Linked DNA regions of Homo sapiens: region 2 is linked to region 1. Evidence: chromatin loops called from intact Hi-C (ENCODE). Cell type or tissue: dorsolateral prefrontal cortex. All regions are shown on one strand. Links, peaks and the distances in the headings refer to the core of each region. The heading gives the core; the rest is flanking DNA. Region 1 holds the start of GRM3 (glutamate metabotropic receptor 3). Region 2 overlaps GRM3 (glutamate metabotropic receptor 3).

Region 1 (7,432 bases), core at 832-5,831:
ACTCATTTTATGTGTTCAGACTTGGTAGATAATCTTCTATCATTTTATGCTCCTCCTTGGGAGCAATTTCAACAAATTCATCTAATGCAGTATTGGATCCATTTAGTGGAGTCTCAAAAGATGTGAGAATGCACAATAAACTCAGTTTAAAATAGCAAAGTGAGACAACTGTGAGTAAACACGTACTCCTTTTTTTGAGAATTACTCCTGGAGAAAACAAGTCTCACGCTGGAACTTTGGCCACATTCCAGTGTGCGTAACTGAATCCTGCCCTCCTTGTTTTACAATAGTGATTAGGTATTCATTTTCATTTCTTTTGTTTAGTAGAATATTGGGATGATGTTTAGTGCAGGAAAACAATTGGAAAATTCACCCCCAAGCCAATGTGCTACATTTTGGCAGGAGGTAGCTAGTATCCTGGAAAAACCTCATGCTTCATTTTGCGACTGATCACTATTAGAAGAATGGACAAGAAAGACAACAGTTTTATTTGGCAAAAAGATAGTTCGACATGAAATAAAAGTGAGGAAAATGTACCCAGGGAAGTTGTAAAATGTTATTGCTGAGAATCTTTCAAAATAAGAACATCTTCAATTGTGTGATTCCAGCTAATCACCTGTCATAGAGAAGTGAAGCAGTGAGCTTTTGACAATTATCCCCATTCTTTTATTCAATACAAATATTAATTTCAACTTAAACATAAAGCTCAATCAATTTCGTTATATTTGCATTTGTTCAACTTACCAATTTTAATTACAGTGATATAAAATTAAAGATGAGCTCATCATTTTGATATGTGTAGTTGTGGGTTAAATCATCGGATTTATACTCCTTTTCACATGTATACCACAACTTTTTAAAAAGCCCATTGTGCAAAAATAAGTAGGTCACAGAGTATATTTTAATTATAAGATTTTTTTGTGTGTGTGGCTTTCCACACATTTTCTTGTTACTGATCATATATTCCTGAAGTTTGAAAAATACCATTCAATTTAAATAAATAGAAAGACATCTGTTTCAAGCTCCAAAGTGTGGCCTATTCATTGTACTGGCATAATTTTCTATGATTTAGGTTTCACATTTCACTGGTAAGGGCCTAACTCATAAAACCACAGTTTTATACCTAGATATATAGTATCTAGGGGCAGGAGGGGTTTCAATGCTAAAAGGTATTGTTGCCATATTCTTTTTCATCTAATAAAGGTAGATATTCTGGAATTTCATTGTTTTATTTGTTAAGGTATAGGTTTCAAGACTTCCTTTCCTCATTTTCCATCCTGAGCTCCTGTGTTACTCTGAACATAAGATAGCCTTTGGGCATGTATATTCAAAATATCTATGTACTCCTGCTGGGTGATCAAAACCCAATAAGATTGACAGCTAAAGTCTACAGGTGTAAGAAATCTTTGTAAATATAAAACACTACCCATTGTGAAAGGAAAAGTATTACAATAATTTCTGGCATACAATAGCTTCCAAATATATTCAAATTCTATTGGGCTGATTTTAGAAACAAGGTACGTAGGAATATAGAATCATATTTATTCATTAGAGTGTCCTAAGCATCTTTGTTAGGAACTGTTATCCATAGTTTAGCATAGTGGCAATCTAGATTACTTTAGTAATGCCTATATTGAATATACTTCTGCAAACAATTAGAATTCAGAGAGGAATCTTAAAGTGTGTGATCAGATAAACCAAAGCAGACTCCACCCCCTAAACTCCCTCCCACCCCCCCCCACCCCCCCACCCCCACCCCCCCGCCCACCACAAAGAAACATACTGTAGCTGTGCTGGACAGTTCTAAGAAATTCAAGCAAAGAAACTCTAAGGAACTATTGTTGGTACTTAACTCACACCTACCTCAACTCACATTAACCTCAACTTTGAATATTCCAATATGTACCTACATATAGACCCCAAACATATCTATTACTATTCAAATAGTAGAAATATTTTTATAAGCAAATTAGTTGAGTCCTTAACCAAAGATCTTTAGAGGTGTATAGTTTTGTTTTTCAAAATTTACAATATCTAAAATACTTAAAGTGGGAGAATCCTTCCTTAATATATTTACCTAAAAGTGTTGTACCTTAGAGAATTGTCCACCTTTGATAACCCAAGGAATAACTAGAAAGAAATTTAAATGAAATCCTTAAGAAACAAGCTTATTGGATATATCACCTAGTCTATTTTTGGATCGCAAATCTCCCGCCCTCTCTGAGTTATCTCACTGTCAGATAAGAAAATGGAACAGGGTCGATGAAAAGATATGCTCCCTGTCTGGCTTTTCGATTTTTCACTCAAGCCAAAAGGAGCAAAGGGCAGTGAGTTAAGGCTCCTTTCCAACCCTGCTTGCGGGAGGGCAAACCTCTGGCCGCCTCCGGCTTCGGAGCTTATCTGGGCTGCATGGACCAGGTCTCGCTGACCGTTGCCCACCTCTGCCTGCAACCTCCACACCCACATGAAACCGCCCGTATCCACGGATTCCTGTGCACAAAGCCTTAGGGAGCCCCCAAATAGAAACAAATTCTGAGCCCAGAGCTGAGATGGAGGTGGTTGGCTGATGAGACTGGTCTCTCTGGGGTCTGCGAGTGCTAGTTCGTCCCTTCACCTCTCGCACCCTGGCCGCAGATCTATGCCCTGAAATCTCCCTCCTCCCAGACACAGACGTGGGCGCACACACACAAACTCTCACTCATGCACACCCACATCGCCTCTGCCCTCCACCCTTCCCACTCCAGTCAGGACTGTAGGGACTGGTCCATGCTCTACCTCAACTTTCCCGGCTGCGCCTGCCCCACGCGGCACCCGAGCTTCCGCGCCCTGGCTGGGCGCCCTCCAGAGGGACACGTCCTCCTCTGGGACCCTTACCTCGCACCGACAACTCCTGGCAGGAACTGGAGCTGACCGCGGTGGCAGCGGCGGCGGTGAGCCTGCACCCGGGCTCTGGCTCATGGTTGGTCCTCCTCATCCGACACAAAAGAGGTAGCTTACTGGCTTTGTCCTTTCCAAATCCAAGGGAGAACTTATTTTGCCCTCGAAATGGCCAACTTGTGCGCGCAGCTTCCTGTCACAGTGCCCCCTGCCCCTGCCCCCTCCCGGCTGCACGCTGGACCACTGCCCGGTGGCAGAACATCCAGGCATCCGAGTCAGTGGGGAGTGGGAAAACGGAGGGGTGGAGTAGAAGAGAGGGAGGAGGTTGGGGAAAGAGGGGACCCAGTGGTCTTCCGCGGAGGGGAGGGGAGCTCTTCCCAGCCGAGTCCCCTCCTCCTTCTCTTATCAGGCAAACCCACTTCCTAGGCGCGGAAGCAACTTTCCTTCACCTTGACCAGGCTGAAGCCGTCGCATCTAATTGGGACTCTTGGCAGAAGCACGGACCTCCTGGCATCCTCTCCTTTTCATTCTTTCCTCCCTCTCTCGTTCTTTTCCCTCCCCCACCCTCCCTCTTATAAGGGTATATCTGCAGAGTCTTCAGTGAGCCAGGGTACCTAGACGAGAGGATTTTTATACGAAAAGCCAGGGTAGATTTGCCGACTGCTTTGCCTCACTCTGAAATCCTTAGGCAGTGCATGCAAAGGTCGGTGAATTTCGGAGTGGGGTGAAGGGGCATGGGGCGGTAGGGAGGGTGGCGGCTCCAACTTTAAAGCTCTGCTAGAGCGCTTGGCTTTCAGGTAAGCAGGGACTAACAGTCCTTACAAGAACTCTCCTGTGGTCCCTGGGCAGGGGGCTGACCGCATGCCAGAGGAGATTAGGAGAGCGGGAGCAGAGAGGGAGTGTGAGAGCCAGGGAGGCCGGTACGCAGCTCAGCCGTACTCGCGACTCAACTGCACACTGCGAGCCCCTGGAGAGGGTTTGTGCAGAACAATCTCTGGGTCAGGCGGGAGGCAGACGCTCCTGTTTCCTAGCAACCCTTATCAATCTTCTCCCTCTGAAGGAATTCAATTGGACAGCCCCTGGAGAAAAGCCACGCCCATCCGGGAATGCTGGGCTGCTGCTTTTTCGCATTCTCCCAAATTTCTTGGGTGGAATAAGATTATAGGGGACTGCTGAATTATCTTTCTTCTTATCCTTTTCTGCTACCACCTCGCCTCTTAAAGCTACCCCCAGCACCCCCTCATTGGTCCTTCTCTAGTCCTGCTATGGTTGTCGGATACAGTCAATGTTTCCTACAGAACCTCTTCTTTCTTCTTAAAAATAAATAAATAAATAGGAACCTTAAATCGGTGACGTAGGCACAAAAGAGAAAAAGGCACGCGGAAACAGCTTTAATAGGCTGCCAGCTACAGATAAAATCCTAAAGGTAAAATTCCAGGCATCTTTCTATGTCTAGAAACACATACTGTTTAATTTCCAAATTGAAACTTCATTAATTTTTGTACTCTAATATACTAACTTTGTATTAACCAAGGACTGAATTATATGAAGCCAGACACAATTAAACTTAATGCTTTAAATGCTACATTTAGTCTTTAATATTTAATGTTAAGTTGTTTAACAATTGCTGTCTTTTGTAACCTAGCCAGAACTTTTAAACTACAGAAATAATTTTACCTACTGATTCTTTTAGAGGGACAGCAATATTTAAAAGACACATGTGCATATATATATATATATATATATATATATATATATTTCATTGTGAACTCCACTAGATCCAGAAATTTGAATATATTAAAAAATAAAGTGTTATTATATAGTGAAATGCTAAAATTTTAGAAGTCCCCCTTTCAACGTATTCTTTCTGGAATGCAATAGCATTGACCACGTACAAGCAAAATTCCTCTTCCTTTGTGTTTCATTAGTATTTTCCAGCATGAATTGTTCACCAAAAAAAGATCTTTATAGGAATTTAATTTTAATTTTAAGAATTTATTTACTTTTAACAATGTCTGCCCAATAGACAACTGTATATCAAGGGGCAATGACATGAACATGAGAAAGATAAAGATTTATACACTGCAAGGCTTCAGATCCTCATGAAGCTGTGTGGGTAGATTTTGGTCTCTTTCAGAACGTTCCAGAAGACATCATTTTGCGCTTCCAAGACCTTATCAGAATTAGCTGGGATTGAGAGAAGTAGAAGAGAGCTGATGTTTTTGTCTCACACACACAAAAGTAGCTGATGTTTGCACAACGGAAAGTGCTGATAAACTGCACTCCATAGTCTGTATCTAGCTGTTAACTAAGGCTTGTGGTGAGTAGAGGCTGAAATGCTGAGGCAAATTATCAGTCTGTTATCAGATATTGCCTGATGAGACACTTCTTTCCTCTCCCACGTTACGCCATACACACAAAGGAATTCCTCAATGTGAATCCTGAATTTTCATCACTTCCTAGCTGCGTGAACTTGGGCAAGTTTCTTAACCTGCCTATATGTCAGTTTCATCATCTGTAAAATGGGAATAACAATTGCTCATACCTCAGAATTATTTTGAGGATTAGTAAATCCATGTAAGAAGCATATAAATATTAGTTACTATTAAAAATCCCTGGTTTATATAATAGTTAACTGATGGTATTTTAATTGTTGAGCATATTTAATTGAAAGCAATTAGTCTTCACTGTTTAAATTCGTCATTGATCGGGAATATAGATTGGCTTTTAATGTTTATTTGTTGGTGTGTGTGTGTGTGTGTGTGTGTGTGTGTGTGTGTGTGTGTGTTTTCGAGTTACTTTTAAAAGCCTCAAGGGATAGGTCTAAATAAAAACCTCTGACTAAGTAACATGTCAATTAAGAGATTACATTATCCCTCTCTTCACACCCTCCCCAAGTATTCTAGCTGGGCTCCATTTCTAAACAATCCTAGTTCCTTTTCTTAATTACATCTGATGTATCAAGTTTCTCAAATATTTTTCAAGTGAAACACATGTATTTGGGCATCTAGATCACTCCTTGTAGCTCATATTTTTATTAGTTTATCTAAATTTCACTAATTCATCTATATTTGTTTGAGTAACTAAATCATGATGTTTTTTCTTAGGAGTCTTTACCATTAACACTTGGACTTCTTTACAGTGATTTTTTAAATATGGCCTGTAGGCTGGGGGCGGTGGCTTACGCCTGTAATCCCAACACTTTGGGAAGCTGAGGTGGGTGGATCACCTGAGGCCAGGAGGTTGAGACCAGCCTGGCAAACATGGTGAAAACCCCTCTCTACTAAAAATACAAAAAATTAGCTGAACATGTGGTGGGTGCCTGTAATCCCAGCTACTAGGGAGGCTGAGGCAGGAGAATCACTTGAACCCAGGAGGTAGAGGTTGCAGTGAGCCAAGATCACACCACTGCACTCCAGCCTGGGCAATAAGAGTGAAACTCCACCTCAAACAAAAACAAAAAACAAATAAATATGGCCTGTAAAGTGTCCCATCTTTCATCCAGAATAAACGTTGAAAATGGAAGTACTGTCATCATTAATTACAAATAAAATGGCTTCCATGTCCCCATGCTGATCCATAGTTTACTCTCACTAGCATTCTCTTTGAAGCAAACCTCCATTTTGCTTCAGAGATCAATTTCTTTGTTGGTTTCTACTACCAGTCAGAAATGCACTGTTCTCTTTGAAGCAAACCTCTGTTTTTCTTCAGAGATCAATTTCATTGTTGCCTTCTACTACCAGTCAGGAATGAACTGTTATTTTGGTCACATAGGGTAATCAGGCATCCAATTTATGCAGAACAGTTCTGGTTTACATCTGTTGTCTGAATGTATTCATAGTCTTCATTTTATTTCTCAAAGTGTCAGGTTTGGGCATTAAATTATATGGCTACCTAAACCTTCTAGTCATCTGGCCATACCTCTTGCTTCAGCCTTTACTTGCTTCATCTGCCCTGTGACTGTAAATTCCTCTGTATAATTTTTTAAAGAATAGGATTGACTGATCTATTCTGGGGACTTAAAGTACATATGTCCTTGTAAATATATAATACTAAAATTCTCTTTAATTTGCTAATAAGCATCCCTCATTCACTTTTCAACTTCTTTCAAAAATACGTTTCTCCTTAGAACATCTGTAAATTCTTATTTTAATTACTGTTGCAATATATAAAAATAAATGTATTCTAGTCTTGCTTTTGACTGAAGCCTCCATGCAAAGAGGAGCCAATTACTCCATATTCCAAAGTAAGAGTTGTCACACCCCCTGTGCTGGATTCGAGTGGAGTATCCCTAATCCATGTGGAATATAAGAGAGTTAAAAGAAAGGTAGGGAATACAAGCATAGAGAGTTTTTGGTGTTCTTTTAAATATGCAAGCCCAGGGTGAGGGTTTATATACTTTCTCCTTGCTTCAACTCTAATGAAGTGTGCTGCTGCTATAGGAAAACCATTGCTATGTTCCGTTGGAGTTAGGGTGATGTAGTGAACTGCTTCACAGCAGAGAAATATAAAACACTGTGTCTGAATCTGTCTTTCAGAGGACTAAAATAAAATA
Region 2 (7,432 bases), core at 1,297-6,296, 64 kb before region 1:
AAGTAAGCAGAATTTGAGGACTAGACTTTGAGGAGAGAGAGAAGTTAAGACTACCTCTGAGGTTTTCTTCTGGAAGATCTGAATATTAGGATGCCACTAACAGAAAGAGCATACAAAAGTAGAAACAGGTTTTGTAGGAGGTGAATTCTGCTTTGTCATGTTGAATTACAGGTATTTTCTCAACATTCATGTAGAATGTCCAGAGGTTTGGAATTGAGTGTCTAGAATTCAGGATTAGGTCAGGTTTAAAGTATATGTACCCTAATAGAAGAGATGGATCTAGGTTCCCTAAGTGTAAATAAAACAGTGAAATGAAAAGAGGACTGAGGACAGAACCTTGGGGAATTATATGTGTAATGGAGGTAGGTGGAAAAAGATGAATCCAGCAAACCAAAAAGAGCTTTAGAGTGTGCCTGGCTTAGGACAGTGTAATTAATTATGTGTAATTAATTAACTATAAGTTGTGATGATGGTGAATTGTTACTGAACACCCATTATACATCATCTTCCATTAGCTGAAAAGCTAAGCCAGATGAAGACCAATAGAGACCAGTATATTTGGCAGCTAAAAGATATCAATGATCACGAATAGGGTAATTGTTGTGCAATGATGGGAGTGGAACAGAGACTACAAGAGAAAGTAAAAAGGAAATGATGAAGGAATTTATTCTGGAAAAGTATATAAAATGGTAGAAAAGTGCTTAGTATATTTAACATGCCACCAAATAATATTGTGGAAATATTTTGCAAAAATAATTCAGGAAAATATGGCCTAATATATGCATACATATTTATATACATATGTGCATGCAGTGCTCTGTTGTTCCGTATTAGGATTTGCTCTGCAAAATTGTCCATTATTAAATGTTCACAAAAGCTGTCATATATGTTTTACAGGCAACTGTTCTATCACAAATGTACCCTAAAACTTAAAGTATAATAATAATAAAATAAAATTAAATTAAATTAAATTAAATTAGAGAAGACAAATCATATTGAGCCCCTACTACAAGAAATATATTTTATTATGGTCCCTACTTTATAGATGAGGAAAGTGGGGCTCAGAGAGAGTACTTCTCTAAGGCCACACAGCTACTACATGGTAGAGCCAGGATTACAAGTTAAGTGAAGCAACATGAAGAGTGGTTCAAAGCATGAATAATGGAGCCAGACAACCTGGATAGGAGGAACAGGGGCTTTAACACTTTTCTAACACTGTGACTTCAGGCACCCTTTCTGTGCCTGAGTTTTCTCATCTGTAAAATGTAGATAATAATAATAACAATCTACCTTTTGGTTTATTGTTATATTTGACTGACACATAGTAACACTTTAAAGACATGTTATTATCTAGTTGTAAGGTCCAAACTTTAGCCACTGGGCTATATTGTCTTCTACAGACTCTGAGAAAATACACTGTTTACTAGAGTTGGGAATTACAGAGAAAGAAACTTTATTTTCTTCATTCCACTGTAAATTTAGGATGTTTTTAAAACTATTTTCCCCAAGTTAATGAAATCTCTCTCTCACTCTCTCTCTCTCCCCACCACCCGCCCCCTCCCCCCACCCCCCACCACACACACACAGTAGCAGCTTACTTTTGGACATAGAAATTCAGAAAAGCACATCAAGTACTTCAGTCTTCTATAGTTATTTTATACAAGTTTTTTTTTTTAACTTTTCCTGGGCTATCTGCTTTCCCAGTAAATATAAAACATAAACGTAATTTATTCAAATGTGAAATTTCAAAACAACAGTCATTTGTATTAGAAGACTTAGGAAAAACATGAAGAGGAATAACCACTTAGAATGGCAGAAGAGAGCATAAGAATTCTAGAGTTGAAATGAAAAAAAATAGGCATTTTAAATTTAACTAACTAAATTCAAAGTTAGGGAGTTCATAGAAAAGAAATAAGTGGACTATATTACTTACATTTTTAATTGGTCATATTTGCATTATGAAAAAATGAAAAGATAAGACAATAGAAGTTACATTTGCAGCCTATTCTTCTTATGAACAAGTAGTCTCTTGATTATTGTGTGGCTGTGGGTACAAGGTCATACTCAAATTTGGCTTTGAGATAGAAGAAAATGCTCGCTTTAATTTGAGCATAATGTGAAATGCTAGCTCCATTTTTTAATAGCAAGACATGCCATCATATTGGTTCCTCAAATAGGTTATTCCCATTGCTTAACTTTGCAATTGTCCCTACAAGGACAAATGTTTCCTTAAAGTCATCCAAAGATAATTCACACTTCTTGCATGTCTCTCTTCCACTCTTGTCTCACTACATCTACTAAGTCTTAGGATATATATTGATACATTTTTTAGTTACAGACATTTATGGTAAGGCTCAGATGTGTATCCTAATTTTATAAATTTCAGCATTCCTAGATCTGTACAATTTATAGAACTTTGGTATCTACTAATATGATATCATTTCAAGGTCTAAACCCCTTAGGAAAGAAGAAAACTGGACTCACTGACAGGTGTGAGCTGATAGCAGAGAATCTCAGGTGTCCATCTTTGGGGATGAGAGCAGAGTGGTTCCATTTGCTACCCCCACCCCCCCGAAGGTACCACAAGGCTGGGTCTGATGGAAGAGGCATTTCTTACCTGAGGTTGAGAGAATGTTGAAATAAAGGGGCCATACAAAACTGACAATCAAAGAGAAGCCTGGTTAGGTAGATATGCAAGAGAATAAAATTTACTTGGGCCATTAGAATGAGGGTGCAGAAGCAGCCTCCTATAAGATGAGTGATTAGCTGGCTGAGGGGGAACTATGAAGCAGTGGAGTAGGATGGGTAGGGAGCAAGTTTGTCTGGGGAGAGCCATGGAGCAGTGTGGTGGAGTTGGGTGAATTAGGGGAACTCATTGCGGTTACGGGGACCTTAAGGAAGACAGAGAATTGGAATAACTGAAAAATTTAGGAATGCAAAATACAATTGGGCTTAAAAACTCACGGTCTGAAAGTTTGAGTTCAGGGCCAAACCCAGCCTTCATTGCTACTTAAATGCACTCAAACAAGGGCACATAGGGAAATCAAAGCTTGTAATTACTTTGACTATAAATGAAAAAAAACCTTGAGTATGTAGGTTGTAATTTAGGTGTCAAAGTGAAATAGTCTCTATAACTTTTTTCTAAGATTAAAAATTAAGATTTTTTTTAACTCTGTTTGTGTGTGTGTGTGTATATGTATGTGTGTGACAGAGATTCGAGCTACTTAGCTGATTGTGAAGGAACTCTCCTACACCTTGCTTATATGGAGACATGAATCTTAAATAAAACCTAGTTGCTCAATATTTTAAACTTTAAAGGTATGCTCAGACTAGACTCTGGCCAGCCTCAGTTATGTTCTGGTCAGGAGGGCTCTCTAATGATGCATAATTAGGAGTTATGCCCTCATTACTTTGAAACTGATTTGCTTCTGGGTGAATTTCTTTAGCTCTATTCTTCCAATAGTGGACTCAGTAAGCTCTTGCATAGCACCAAGAGGAAATGTGTTTAAATCCAGCTCTGGGGTGGATTCGTTGACGTGGCACCCCTCTGATCCTTTGCCAGATGTCTATCCCCAGCTGGCAAAGCTCTCCGCCTTCTTTTCAGTAGTTGTTGTCAACGCTGAGCTTCCTGCCAGCAGGGGCTGGTCTCTCCTCAATGGAGGGCAACATGCCCTCAATCAGCATTTAGATTCTTCTGTGAAGACATTCATGGATAAAATTCCCTGCTGCTTCTCATCTGCCTTCTGTTTTTGGAATTTCCCAGACATCTCTTGAACTGTTAGGCTTCTATGTGTGGCCACTGTAGGATGTGTGTTTGGGGTGGTGATTGGAGAACTGGTGATACAAACTATAGAGACCACTGGGCATGGAGCCTGAATGTTTATAGGCCTTGTTCCCATAGATCTTCAAGTGTCAAGAAGGGGGCTTATGGTGCTTGGCATATGGCCCAGAAGGTTGCATGAGTAAAGGGCCTATGGGTTGAAAGTTTTCCTTTCTTGGAAACCACACAGTGCCATAGTTAATTAAGAGTGTAGGCTCTAGAGCCAGAGAGACTGGCTTAGAATCCCAGTTCTATCTGTTGTTAGTACCGGAGTCGATTAATTGACATATAGTCTCTCAGTGACATTGGGCTAATTATATAACCTTTATGTAATTCACGCTTCTCATTTTTTAAAGTGGGAATCATGACAGTACCTTTTTCATAGGGTTCTTAATGAAAATTAAATGAACTATTTGTAAAGTGCTTTCATCAGTGCCTGGCATTTGGTAAATATTATATAATCGTTTGTTAAATAAACTAGGTTTATGTCTCCCAGGTTTAGTGGAAGGAAAACAAACATTGATTAAGAGAGATGATAAAAGCATTCTGCTTGAGTAAAAAGTAACATCTATAATTACTTTTTACCACTTATTGGCTGCTTACCATGATCTAAATACTATGCCAACCATTTTATGTAATAATAATGAACCCATTCATAGCACATGCATCTGCCAGGCACAATTACAAGCCACTTTATCCACTTTGCTCTTTTGTTCCCTGCATCAACCCTGACAGGAGTACATATATGTCTATTATTATCATCATCCCCATTGTTCTCATGAAGCAAGTTGATGTCAGATAACTTGCCCAAGGTCCCAGAGCCAGGAGTAGAACTAAATTTTGAATTCAGGCAAAATGGTCCCAGAGTCTTTGTTCTTAACCACAGTCCACACTCTCTGTCACGGAAGCCCTCCTTAATTCATCACAGCAATCTTAGGAGGAGGTATCATTATTCGCCTCATTTTGTAGAGGACAACACTAAGATTTAGAGAACTTAGCAAGCTGCCTAAGTTCACACTGCAAGTAAGTGAAGGATATTTGTGATCCAAATCAGTTTGCTAAAATTACAGAATAAAATTAATATATATCACAAAAATCTGTTGTCTGAGTGTACCAGTCATAGAGAGGGGAGGACTATAGGAAAAAATGTTATCAGGGTTGGTCTGGAAAATTCAAGATGTGGAAAGTGTAGATATGCTCAAGGACCTTCCAAACAAGTGTGTTTATAAAAACTCATCAAGAAATTACTTCTGTTTTTAGCTACTCTTGCTATCGGTCTAATTTAGTATTCTAGGGAAGTATATTTCCTCAAAGAAAATTTTAAAAAGCAGCAGAGATATGTTCGATGTTATAACGTTCACTGAAAAATATCTAAGTGCAAAATTGTATGACAACTTCTAGGAAAAAATATTCAGCCATATGGACAAATCCCTGTAAGGAAATACAAAGTAATAAAAATACTTGCTTTGTTAATATGATGAAATTGTGAATTATGAAATGTTTATTTTAACATTGCTATTTTTTTGCTAATTAAAGTCAACTTAAAAAAAAATCAACCCATTTTGTCAATGCCAATCTATGGTCAGTGTTCCTAGTTCAAGATCATGTGCCTGGCATACTAGAGTAACCTCTCCTCTCTCCCTCATTCAACAACTGTGCACTTGGCTCTTAGCTCCCGGATCCATATGCTTCCATGTGAGCCTTGCACTCCTTTGACTCTACATTTCCATTAGTGTCATCTCCTTGATTTGTAGTGTCCTCTGTTTTACCACTTGCACATCAGCATACTGCCCACCACAAAGCCTTTCATAAAGCCTGCTTTGACTAACACCAACTGGAAGTGACCTCCCCTATTCTGAATGCTTATTATCTGTAGTTGCCATTTGACATATGTGGTCTATTGTGTGTCTATCCTCTCTGTTCTTTTAGATTGTAAAGCTGAGACCCTGGTCTCTGCTGAATTTAGCATCTTTTATCATACCATACAAATTGCAGAGGAAATTCTCAATATAGCTTTGTTTATGGAGATAACAAATTGTGAAAAAGGATGGGCTCTACTCACCCTACTTTAAACTCTAACAGGTATTTTTAGCACTAAACTGTGCCTTGACCTTCAGGGCTAAAGGAATTTTCCAAACTATAGGAAAGTCAGAATTGAAATGGTCTAATATTTCAATGAATTCATTATAAATTGTGTCTCTTAGTAATTTTCATTTATCCTTAGAATTAGAAATGTAGTGTATATTATAAAATTTCTATTCAAATAGTCTATGGATTTGTATAAACAAAGGACAAGTTTTATCATCCTAGACAGATTATCTGCAGATGGGCTAAAAGTCTGGTGCTGTATTTCTGGTGCTTTGACACTTTTGTGTTTACTTGCTATTATAAAATTGCCTTCCAAATTTTTTAATAAACTTCATCAGCATAATCTTGCTTTGTGATCTTTAAACATGATATAAAAATTAATGGTTCAAAGACAAGTTTTTCCAAAGGGGAGAGATGAGATTGATCAGGCAACATTTATGTCCTATAAGCATGGTGATATAAAATTATTATTAGAGAGCCCAAGAATAAAAACTAGAACTTGGCTAAACTGTTTCTTTTTTGTTTTGTTTTTGTTTGCAGCATTTGATCCAAAAAAGTGCTTCTCAAAATTATGTATGCAAAACAAAGGAAAAGACTCTTGTGCTCTTTTTAATGCCAGATTTTATAGTGTATGCATACATGGGTCAGTATGTTTACAAAAAAATTTAAAAGGCTTCTAGAGCTTTGTCTACTTGCTCACAACTCAGCCTATAGATGACTTAAACCATGCAGCTAGTTCAGCCTCAGCTTCGTTTTTCATCAAAATGTCTTTTTGATTTTCAAATTACTTATTCATTGTGAAGAGTCTGTCTCAAAATTGAGAAATAGAGATGACTCTCTCAGTTCTCCAGTGAGGGAAACTATATGTTGGTGCCAATTGACTGGTACTTCACCTCTCTGAGTTGTAATGAAAGCCATTCTTTGTGTTTCACTTTAATGAGAAAATAAGTGGTCCAAAGATTGAAAAATAAATGACATTGAAGGAAAAAGGCAGGTAATTTAAAAGAAAGACAGAAGGAAGGAAGGAAAAAATAGAGAGCTGTTGGGAATGTCTCATTGGAATAGTTTTATAACATTCATTTATATTTTAGCATTACCTACCAGATTTTATTTTCATATCAAAATATAATCTATATTATACATAAGTTCCCTTATTAAAACTGCCTTTGGATGTTCAAAAAAATGCTATATAAAGGGAAGAGCTATATGTGAATTAGATGCCTATGTCAGTATTGCCTAACAATACAGCATTCAACACCATTCTCAAGATTAAAGAAATTAGTTCATAGTTAACATTGATTGACTTGTCCTTAGTTTTGAGATTTTTGCACACTTGAAGTTTCTCTAAACCCCAAGCCTTTGAGAATATAAAGAAAAAGGAACTATATTAATGGATGTTTGATACAGTCTGAACAGAACGAGGAAAGGTAATCTCTAAAGAAATTTCAAAGAAACAGTAGAAAAGAATGTTAATTTCCATGTAAATGTATTCAGAGGCCTAGGTTTTTCAGTCTTTCAAGGTGT

Evidence for each region. Peaks named below come from ENCODE experiments on the same cell type or tissue, not always from the same donor. Only the 100,000 strongest peaks of a DNase experiment are listed, where the experiment ranks them.
Region 2: a loop joins it to region 1, with 2.8 times the contacts of the local background. A loop is called at or near these places in 4 of 110 quality-filtered maps.

The regions. Positions count from the first base shown.
Region 1 is chr7:86,640,315-86,647,746 of GRCh38, reverse strand. GRM3 (glutamate metabotropic receptor 3) reads right to left here and starts at 3,838. Exons shown (of 6, transcript NM_000840.3): 1 at 2,875-3,838. In dorsolateral prefrontal cortex, for the core only: CTCF peaks have their summits at 2,662 and 2,871 (motif pointing left); DNase peaks (open chromatin) are centred at 2,407, 2,816, 2,916 and 3,886; H3K4me3 peaks cover 4,462 bases; H3K27ac peaks cover 4,704 bases.
Region 2 is chr7:86,704,707-86,712,138 of GRCh38, reverse strand. The region is part of intron 1 of GRM3 (glutamate metabotropic receptor 3); the gene reads right to left. Among named protein-coding and RNA genes, the nearest start is that of GRM3, 65 kb to the right of the region's middle. RefSeq lists an enhancer at 3,393-3,917. In dorsolateral prefrontal cortex, for the core only: no CTCF peak of the experiment used is centred there; a DNase peak (open chromatin) is centred at 3,588; H3K27ac peaks cover 4,593 bases.